2 separate regions of the Homo sapiens genome follow, and region 1 is linked to region 2. Evidence: chromatin loops called from intact Hi-C (ENCODE). Cell type or tissue: HepG2. All regions are shown on one strand. Links, peaks and the distances in the headings refer to the core of each region. The heading gives the core; the rest is flanking DNA. Region 1 has its middle 33 kb from the start of PAQR8. Region 2 has its middle 14 kb from the start of TRAM2-AS1.

Region 1 (5,376 bases), core at 168-5,167, 260 kb after region 2:
TCTTTTTTAAACTAAAAATGTAATTATTGGAAAACATAAAGATAAATTGGAAATAAATATAAAGTTATAAAGAAGCACTACAATACTTAAATCTCCATTGGTATTAGAGGTTATATAGCGTTCTTCTCTAAGAGCTAGGACAAAGACAAGCTGGAATGTGAGTTATATGTGCTATTTCCTCAGCTCTGGCATTAACACCATTCAAAATAATATTTAAAAGCAAGTAGCAGGACGGGCATGGTGGCTCATGCCTGTAATCCCAGCATTTTGGGAGGCCGAGGCAGGTGGATCACGTGAGGTGGGGAGTTTGAGATCAGCCTGACCAACATGGAGAAACCCCGTCTCTACTAAAAATACAAAAAATTAGCCGGGCATGGTGGCACATGCCTGTAATCCCAGCTACTCAGGAGGCTGAGGCAGGAGAATCTCTTGAACCCGGGAGGCAGAGGTTGTGGTGAGCTGAGATCACACCATTGCACTCCAGCCTGGGCAACAAGGGCGAAACTCCGTCTCAAAAAAAAAAAAAGCAAAAAACAGGTAGCTGAGAGTGCTGTTATTAAAGGCATAGCCTGGTACCTATTTTAATTTATGTAAAGCAAGTCATTCACAATTTTAATTCTTTATTATTTTCCAGTTTTAAATACAACGTATATAGAAACAATCCCCATGTATGGGTGTGATTACCACTGTACCTTGCCATTCTGCATGCAAATCTGATTACATCATGCCTTGCTAAATAGCTTTCAGAGGCTCCACACCCCATTGAGATAAAGAGTAAGTTCCTCCAACTAGCATTTCACACCCTGTGTGAAGTGGCCCTTGCTCCAGCTCCTGCCATGTCTCCATATCCACACTCCATTCCAGCCGAAGCAAACCAATGACAAGTTTTCCAATGCACCATGCTCTTTTCTGACTCTGGCTCTTTGAAAGTATTGATCCATCTAGAGAGATTATCTTTCTCCCACTCTTGCCTTCTGAGAACTCTAAGAACTCCCCCAAGATACAGTTTATGTGTCACCTTCTCCCAGAAGCTCCGCCTGAAATCACTCTCAGCCCATACCCAACTCCCAGGCTGAATTAGGTGCCCTCTCCACGCCACCCTCCCCTCACCCTTCACTTTCTCCAAGGCTCCCTCAGCACCCTCAGCCATAGCACACTATTGTTAACTGTCTATTTACATATTGGTTCTTCCCATTAACTGGTCTGATTTTTAAAGTTGGAGGTTGATTTTACATAAATGTATTACTCCAAAATAGTAATGCCTAAACAAATATTTGTAAAATGAATGAGTAATCAACAAATGAACAAATGAATGAATAAAAATGTTGGCTTCTCTAGTACACAATCTACACATGCTTTATGCAATTTATAAAGACTATTCACTTGCCAATACAGAAAAAAAAATGATTTTGCATCTTATTGCAGGCATCTAAGTGTGTATTAGGTTAGCTAAAATTTGGCATCAAAGATCAGGTACAGTCACTCAGGCCTGTTATCCTAGCACTTTGGGAGGCCAAAGTGGGCGGATCACTGAGGTCAGGAGTTTGAGACCAGCCTGGCCAACATGGTGAAATCCTGTCTCTACTAAAAAATACAAAAATTAGCCAGGAGTGGTGGTGCACGCTTGTAATCCCAGCTATTTGGGAGGCTGAGGCGGGAGGATCACTTGAACCTGGGAGGCGGAGGTTGCAGTGAGCTGAGATCGCGCCATCGCACTCCAGCCTGGGAGACAGAGCGAGATTCTGTCTCAAAAAATAAAAATAAATAAAATCTTGGCATCAGAATTTCAGGAACTGAGAGCTTGTTAGGCAAGAAGACTAAATAAGTGGTCTTTAACTGGAGCTTATCCAGTGGTCCATGAACTCCCTGAAATGATATGCAAAATTATATTTATGTATTTGTGTAAGCCTGCACCTCACATTCATGTGTTCTCCTTTATAGGGCAGGTCAGCAAGGCTTCTTTGAAAGGAGGAGTGGGGCCTGGTGCGGTGGCTCACACCTGTAATGCCAGCACTATGGGAGGCCGAGGCAGGTAGATCACCTGAGGTCAGGAGTTCACGACCAGCCTGACCAACACGGAGAAACCCCATCTCTACTAAAAATACAAAATTAGCCAGGCATGGTGGCACATGCCTGTATGCCCAGCTACTTGGGAGGCTGAGGCAGAAGAATCACTTGAACCCAGGAGGCAGAGGTTGCCGTGAGCCGAGATAGCGCCACTGCACTCTAGCCTGGGCAACAGAGCGAAACTCTGTCTCAAAAAAAAAAAAAGAGAAAAGAAAAAAGAAAAGAAAGGAAGAGTGGAAAGCAGCCAGGTCTATTGCAGACAAAGCACCATGGAAACACTTTAATAGGCAATGAGTAGACCGAGAATGGGGTGGGTGATCATAAGAATGAGATGGCAGCTGCAAAGAAGGGACAATTCAAACATTTTAATTTATTATTGGGTTCTCACCTGGTGAAGTGTGCCACAGTCAAATATAGCATTAAAAATATATTTACCAATCCAAGTGTGACAGGATCAAACTTCACCCTCCCCCCACACTCCACTCTATTAAGGAGTCTGTGTTTGCCCTTTGTGTGATGTTTACTATGAGGGAGGGAGAATTGAAAAGTGCAGAGAAAGACAAATTTAACTTACAAAAATTTTCTGCGTATATACTTGTAAAGGAAAAGAATACATTCAGAAGGTAGATGAAAGGGGCTTTTAGGGTTTGCCAGCAGTAGATAAGACAGATGTAGAGAGCAGCAGCTTGGATGGAGGGAACTCAGAAATGAGCTGTCCAAGTAGGATTTTTTAAAGTATAATTTTTTTTATTAAATGTGATAAAACTTCCTTTTCACCAGGCTTCCTAAAGACATAAATTATCTTTCAAGGTCTTGGGAGGTAGATTCGTGTGTCTGATTAGCGTGGGTTCCACATGGCAACAGGCCTCAAAGCAGAAGCACACAGTACTTGATTTATTTGTTGGGGTTACACAAGCTTCCCTGCCTGTTCTGCTGTGGGACAGCCTGGAGTCCACACCCACACTAGCCTATTTTTGGTCTGGGTTGGGTAGCTTACAAGGAAGGTAAGAGGCCAATTGACCCCTTATCAGTAGTTTCATTAACCAAGCCACTCCCAGATTTTTATTTGTTTGGTGGGAGGTCTGGGTCATCAAGTGGGGAAACTTCCCCAGAACAAGCTACTAAGTCTCCGAACAAAGGAACACAAAAGGTGTTACCATTTTTTCCTGAACAATTGGTGGGTTTTTTGTTTTTGTTTTTTTTTGACAGAGTCTTGCTCTTTTGCCCAGGCTGGAGTGCAGTGATGTGATCTCAGCTCACTGCATCCTCTGCCTCCTGGGTTCAAGTGATTCTCCTGCCTCAGCCTCCTAAGTAGCTGAGATTATAGGCGTGTGCCACCATGCCTAAGGGAGGAGACCACCCCTCATATTGTCTTAAGCCCAATTTCTGCCTCCAAGAAAGAAGTAAAAACTAAAAGGCAGAAATGAAATCCACAGGCAGACAGCCCGGCGCCACACCCTGGGCCTGTAGTTAAAGATCAACCCCTGACCTAATCGGTTATGTTATCTATAGATTACAGACATTGTATAGAAAAGCACTGAAAGTCCTTGTCCTGTTCTGTTCCGTTCTAATTACCAGAACATGCAGCCCCCATTCACGTACCCCCTGCTTGCTCAATCGATCACGACCCTCTCACGTGGATCCCCTTAGAGTTGTGAGCCCTTAAAAGGGACAGGAATTGCTCACTTGGGGAGCTTGGTTGTTGGAGACGTGAGTCTTGCTGAAGCTCCCAGCCAAATAAAGCCCTTCCTTCTTTAACTTGGTGTCTGAAGGCTTTTGTCTGTGGCTTGTCCTGCTACAGCCCGGCTAATTTTTGTATTTTTTTTTTTTTTTTAGTAGAAATGGGGCTTCACTATGTTGGCCAGGCTGGTCTCGAGCTCCTGACCTCATGATCCGCCTGCTTCAGCCTCCCAAAATGCTGGGATTACAGGCGTGAGCCACTGCACCCGGCCACTAAGCCCTTTTTCTTGTAGTTATCCTCCTATGAAGATAGCAACTTTATCCAAGGTTCGTTCCCCCTCCCAGGGCAGGCTCCATTCAATGACTGGTCAATGTCCCCAACATGGGGACAACTCTTCAGGGTCATCCCAGTTCCAGAGACCCATGTGGTGCAAGAAAGCAGGCGCTGAAGCTGGTCACCCACCAACTGGCTGGAAAGAAGGAAAAGAAAATCTGGGGACCCAATTCACTATGCCAAAAGAAAAAAACATTAAGCTGAAAGCTGAGTTATGGAAGAAACTGCCTTTCCTTTTGTTCCTAAGCAAATAACTACAAATACAAGGCTAAATATCTCCACAGGAGATATTTAAATAAAAGGCTAAATACCTCCATTCTATGTTCACCTTATATAAAGTGCCGATTTACTGAGCACAATATGAATACATCATTGACTATCCCCCTACCTACTCCTTTTCCCTTGCAACATGTAGACTACCATACCCTCCTTCTTTCCCCTCCAGCCCACTTTCCCTCTTTGGATATTGAAGACCTCAAATTCATCTTTAGAGAAAGTCACAGACCACAGATTACTTCTGTGATTCTGTGTTTCTTTCTTCTGGGCATGTCCTTAACCTTGGCAAAATAAACTTCTAAATTGATGGAGCCCTGCCTCAGATACTTTCTGGTTGACAGACCCATCACGGGTGGTTGGTAGAGCATGGATAAAGCCTTGCACACAGTAGCAGAATGATTGCTAACACTTTCTGGAAGGGCATACCTTTGGAAGGGAATGCACTGGCTGGGGCAATGGAACCAGTATTTGAGAAGCATGAGGAAATTAGCAATTATAAGGACAGTAGGATCAGATGACTGTTGCTGAGGGCAAAAGATGTTCTGGAGAAAGACAAGGAAAGGCTGAGGGTGATTAACCCAGCAATTAAATCAGCTAAACATAAAAGTCAGAGGGCTTTCTTGTCAGTACAAGGAGACTCTCATCTATAGCTGGAGAACAGACAAGGTTGAAGATCAGGCTAGGCACTGAAGCACAAAAGTACAAGGTTCCAAAGAAAAAAGATTAAATTCTCAGCAGCTAAAGGAGGAAAAGGACTACAGGAGCTGCAGGACCTGGTCAGTCTGCACCAGCAGAGCTGAAAGAGATTGAGGCAGGAGAATAGGGCCTAGAGACAGCGAACTTAAGGCCAATTTGTGCTGACTTCCTAAAAGAGAAAACACCAAGTTCTGGGAGCAGGAAATCTAAGGCCAATTCATGCTGACTTCCCAAAGCTGGATCAAAAGGAAAACAAGTGGGACTGAAGGCAGGCAACCTGAAGCCAATTAACACAAACTTCCTAAGGCTAAACCAAACGGGAA
Region 2 (5,376 bases), core at 70-5,069:
TCCAAGACTAATCCCCAGCCATAACTGGAAATATAGGGGCCTTGCCTAGCCCCTAAAGAGGGTGTCAGGAGAAACTAGGCAGGAGGCCAGGACCTTAGTTAAATAGGCAAAAGTTTAGGGAGGAGGTGGGTAGTATGAGTACTATAGTAGGACCAAGATACTACTAATAGGTAGGACAGACAAATTAATTACCAAGCAGTAAATCAAGGTATTATTGAAATGGACCAATAATAAAGGTGTTAAATTTTATCTGGGATGACTTAACTACAAATAACAGAATATTGGGATGATCTGGGATGATTTAGCTATAAGTAACAGACTATTGGGATGATTTTAGCTACAAGTAACAATATTTAACTAACAGTGGCTTAAGCAATAAAGATAGCAAAGTATCTCTCAAGAAGTCTGGAAGTAGGTGCTTTAGGATTGGCTTGGTGGCTAAACATTGTTATCAAAAGGCCAAGCTCTTTCTACTTTTTCACTTTGATACTCTTACTGCTGTTCTCAGTGTGTCTGCTTTTATTCTTGATGTTAGGGCCTTATGGTCATTAGATAGCTGCCAAGCTCACATCACCTCAATCAAAGCAGACCTCCTTAATGTCTCTCTTTTTAATCAGAGAGCAAAATCCTCCCTGCAAGCCTCAGCAGATTTCTCTCTACATTTCATTGGCAAGGATGGTTTACATACTGTAATAGGCAGAATAATGCTGTCAAAGATGTTCAAATTCTAGTCCCCTGGAACCTGTGACTATGTTACCTTACATGGCAAAAGGGACTTTGCAGATATGATTAAGGGCATGAATCTTGAGATGGGGAGGCTATGCTGGATTACCAGTGCGCCCCATCTAATCACATTAGCCCAGGGGAGTAAGGGAGATGGCAGCGTGGGAAGTATTTGGGGATGAGATGTAGGAGGTGATGTATAAGAACAGGAGAGAGATCCCTTAAATATGTATAAATATAATGTAGCAATAAAAACAAACAAGTGCCACCTGTAACTACTGCTAATAGGAATGTGCACTCAGGGCAACTTGAATGTATGCCCTCAGGTGGCTATCCTCAAGCTTTAGCCTAAAAAAAACTCTATACTTAATCATTAAAAAAAAAACAAAAAAACCACAAAAAACAAAAAAAAAAGAGAGGCTGCTAGAAGCTAATAGAGACCCCCAGATAACAGATAGCAAGGAAACAGGGACCCCAGTCCTGCAGCTGCAAGGAACTAAAATCAGCCAACACCTGATACAGCAAGGAAACAGATTCTACCCTCAAGCCTCCAGAAAGGAACACAGCCCTGTGGACACCTTGATTTTAGCCCAGTGAGACATGAACCAGACTTCTGGCCTATATCACTGTAAGAAAATAAATGTGTGTGGTTTTGAGCTAAAGTTGTAGTAATTTGTTACAACAGCAACAGAAAACTAGTACACATACCCTCCCCTAAAGTAGCCTGGGGTAACCATGCTTGGCTCACCCTGATTAGGGAATGTCTCCTGGGAATGGGCAACAGGCCATGTTCCCTGAGTGTGCTGTCAAGTATCCATAAAATAAGGAATGAGATGAGTGGAGAACAAACAGGTAAGGAGCACGGTAGTAGGCCTGGGGTTCAGCAGGTAAGCTCCAGGATACACAAGCCAGTTGTTTTCAGTCATCTTCTCTTCTAATTGGTATGGTAATTCTTTTTTTTTTTTTTTCTTTTGAGACGGAGCCTTGCTCTATCACCCAGGCTGGAGTACAGTGGCACAATTTCAGCTCACAGCAACCTCTGCCTCCCAGGTTCAAGCGAGTCTCCTGCTTCAGCCTCCTGAGTAGCTGGGAATACAGGCACCTGCCACAATGCCTGGCTAATTTTTGTATTTTCAGTAGAGACAGGGTTTCACAACAATGGCCAGGCTCGTCTCAAACTCATGACCTCAATGTTCTGCCCGCCTCAGCCTCTCAAAGTGTTGGGATTACAGGTATGAGCCAATGCACCTGGCCTGGTATGGTCATTAAACACTTTGAATATCACCCTTGGTTATATCTAGGGAGCTATATAGGTTCCCAGATATCACCCCATTACACTAGGACCCAGTCCTAACTGGGAAAACAAACTCAGAGTATGGGCACACAGGTTCCCGGCTTCTGGCAGAGCTGCTAGAGCTCAAATCTGGAGAATGCTACTTCCAGTATTTCAGCAAATCCAAGAGGCCTTCAGTCACGATGCACCATTATTTTACAAACCACTAAGAAAGAAAAAGTGCCACAAAACAATGACATGTCATTGATTGTAACATCAATGTTAAATGAGTAAGAGGTTAATATGAGAAAAAGTGTGCATCTTAGAATCAACCAAATATGATGATACAAAATTTTCACAAATGGTAAGGGTTAACCCTTGATGTGCTGCTGGCTCAGTCAAAATTGGTCGGGGAATTGGGGGAATGTATACTCATGGGTGTCTAGCTAGGGAAGGCAGAGGCCAAGGTGGGAAGGCGAGAGTGTTGCTCCTGGAGTTCCTTGAAGCCAAGCTAAGGGATGTGAACTTCCTCTAGCAGGCAGTCACTGAAGGTTTCCTGGCATGACAGTATGATGCTGGTGTCTCTGATCATATGTTCCCCTGGCATCTGAAACATCTGAAACAGTATTTATGACTCCATCTCATATCAAAGCATAAACAGTCACTCCCCTCTTGCCCAAGACAGTTGGAATGGAGCAGTTGTTGAGGTCATCTTTGACTAGCACTGGTCAGTGCATTTACCCCGGTTACAAGTGAGGACACACTCAAAAGACAGCTTTATTTTAGTAAGGAGCTCAGGTTTACTCATCCTGATGTGCAGGGCACATGCGTCCTCTGCGTCCTCAAGTGATGGACAAGCCCTCTTTGCGCCCTCCCCAAGACTTTGCCCTGGGGTCCCCAGAGGCAGCAGGGATTACACCAAAGGCTTACTCTGGACAGAGGAAAAGGTTGCACAGAGCCTTTAGGTGTCACCAAAGATCAATGTTGCCTCCTATTTCTTCTCTTTGCCTAGGACTGACCCTGAGTCCAGAAAATTTGAAGAGCTTTCTGAATACTTTTATCATTAGGAAAAAAAATGACAGCATCACCATATGGAAAAGGCCCTAAGAAATCACCTCAAATCCCACAGTTTTTCTGATTAGAAAACAGAAACTTGGGAAATGAATGTGTCTGACCTGAGGTAACCTACCTAGAAACAGCAGAGCTGGGCAGGGATCCAGGTTTCCTGCCATCCCCAGGGCATGCCAGGAAAGGCAGCCGGATGAGTGCACAAAGCCCCTCCCCAGGCATGCTAGGGGTCTGTCTTTTGCAAACTCAGGGCCTTGAAAAAGTCACTTAACATCTTTCTTTTTCCTTTTATTTATTTATTTATTTTTGAGACAGAGTCTCATTCTTGTTGCCTAGGCTGGAGTGCAGTGGCACAATCTCAGCTCACTGCAACCTCTGCCTCCCAGGTTAAGGCGAGAGTGTTGGTCAAGTGATTCTCCTGCCTCAGCCTCCCGAGTAGCTGAGATTACAGGCACCCACAACCATGCCTGGCTGATTTTTGTATTTTTGGTAGAGACGGGGTTTCACCATGTTGGCCAGGCTGGTCTTGAACTACTGACCTCAGGTGATCCACCCACCTTGGCCTCCCAAAGTGCTAGAATTACAGGCGTGAGCCACCTTGCCGGGCCTTTTGTTTTGTTTTGTTTTTTGAGACAGAGTCTTGCTCTGTTGCCCAGGCTGGAGTGCAGTGGTGCAATCTTGGCTCACTGCAACGTCTGCCTCCCAGGTTCAAGCGATTCTTGTGCCTCAACCTTTGGAGTAGCTGGGTTTACACCACACCCGGCTAATTTTTGTGTTTTTAATAATGACGGGATTTCACCATGTTGGCCAGGCTGGTCTTGAACTCCTGACTTCAAGTGATCTGCCCATCTCCCAAAGAGCTGGGATTACAGGCATGAGCCACAGCACCCGGCCTTCCATTCTCTCGACTACAAAATGAGGCTAGTAATAATACCTACTGCAGAGCCTTGTTGGAAAGATTAAGGCTTAGCCCTTAGACCTGCCAGGGAGTAATTGTCCCTACAGAGTCATCATATTGCTGTTACTGTTTTATGCAATCCCAGGCTGCCTCCATCACCTCGCTCCTGCTATCAAGATGAAGGTCTGCACTTTGAGACTTAGGGGCAGAGGAATCTATGGAATTTGCTCCCTTTGCTAATCTGGCAAAGTCAACAAATCATGTCTGTTCAACCCGAGAGGAGCCTCTGGAGATGTTAGGTCACGGCATGGAGCAGTTTCAAGTGAGAGGCATAGAGTGCAGGATGGAGGGAGAGTCAACAGCACAGCAGGGGAAAGGAATAGGCTTTCTGAGGGCTTGGGGAGGCCAGTTGAGTGTGGAAAGGAAGGGAAAGGGGTGCATGAGCTATGAGGGGGCCTGGGTGAGGGCACTTGGCACGGGAGCAGAGTGTAGAAGGCCAGGAAGGGGGACTGTGATGTGGGCATTTATGGCTAGAAAAAAAGGGGACTCAGTGCCTATGAAAAGAATCATTTTCTGTGGAGCTCAGGAAGGGCCTCTCACAGGAGATTTCCTACATGGGGCTCCAGGCCTTGGCTGTCTTCCCAGGGAAAGGTGGTGTTTGCCATGGGGAACTTGCACACTGCATGGCTTAATTCACACAGAAATGTTGCCCACTCCTGTCTCTGGCACTGCTAGTCTCCCTGAGCCTTGTTCAGCTGGGAACAAACATGCTCTTTCCTTGAACCACACTCTTCAAATGTCTCAATGCAAGACACTGAGGTCAGGGCAGAAGTGGAATAGCGGGGCATGGTAGGTACGAATAATGTTGGAGTAAGGGGAAGTGAGAGCCATGAGGGAACTATTTCAAAGAAATGGGCCCTCGGCACTGGGCTTTGGTGTGGCCCTGGGATTGCTGGCCAGCCCCAGTCCACTGGTCATGCAGACATGGCTATTCAGCAAAGCTGGACATAGTCCAAGGCAAGGCCCCCTTGGAGAGAAGAATTTCAAAATTAAAAACAAAACCAAAAGAAAGCACAATCAACTCCCGCTCCTCTTTTTCCCACCCCTAGTCAAATAGTACAGTCTACACTGTTGAAAAATCACATCTCAGGAACAGCACACACTTTCTGACAGCATCTGCCAAGATTTCCGATGAGGCTGATAGAAACGTGTTCCATTGTCATGTTGGATAATGAGTAGACGGGAGTCCTTGCACATCTGTTCAGGCAAGATAATGGTAATATTATTACTAGAGGCATTGTGCTGCAAATACAATCTATTTTTTGTCTCTCCTACCCCCTGCTCATATCCCTCTCTTTCCTCTCTTCTCTTCTTACTGTTGTGTGTCTCCCTTCTCATGTTTTCTTTCTCGCTC

The links. A loop is a pair of places that touch in the nucleus more often than their neighbours do. Peaks named below come from ENCODE experiments on the same cell type or tissue, not always from the same donor. Only the 100,000 strongest peaks of a DNase experiment are listed, where the experiment ranks them.
Region 1: a loop joins it to region 2, with 21 times the contacts of the local background. A loop is called at or near these places in 1 of 110 quality-filtered maps.

What each region holds. Positions count from the first base shown.
Region 1 is chr6:52,326,100-52,331,475 of GRCh38, reverse strand. No RefSeq gene overlaps it. Among named protein-coding and RNA genes, the nearest start is that of PAQR8, 33 kb to the left of the region's middle. RefSeq lists enhancers at 4,523-5,129, 5,130-5,376. In HepG2, for the core only: no CTCF peak of the experiment used is centred there; DNase peaks (open chromatin) are centred at 2,626, 3,045, 3,615 and 4,805; H3K4me3 peaks cover 1,680 bases.
Region 2 is chr6:52,588,095-52,593,470 of GRCh38, reverse strand. No RefSeq gene overlaps it. Among named protein-coding and RNA genes, the nearest start is that of TRAM2-AS1, 14 kb to the right of the region's middle. RefSeq lists a cis regulatory region at 4,207-4,218 and an enhancer at 4,141-4,285. In HepG2, for the core only: a CTCF peak has its summit at 2,962; DNase peaks (open chromatin) are centred at 2,660, 2,950, 3,210, 4,180 and 1 weaker place; H3K4me3 peaks cover 248 bases.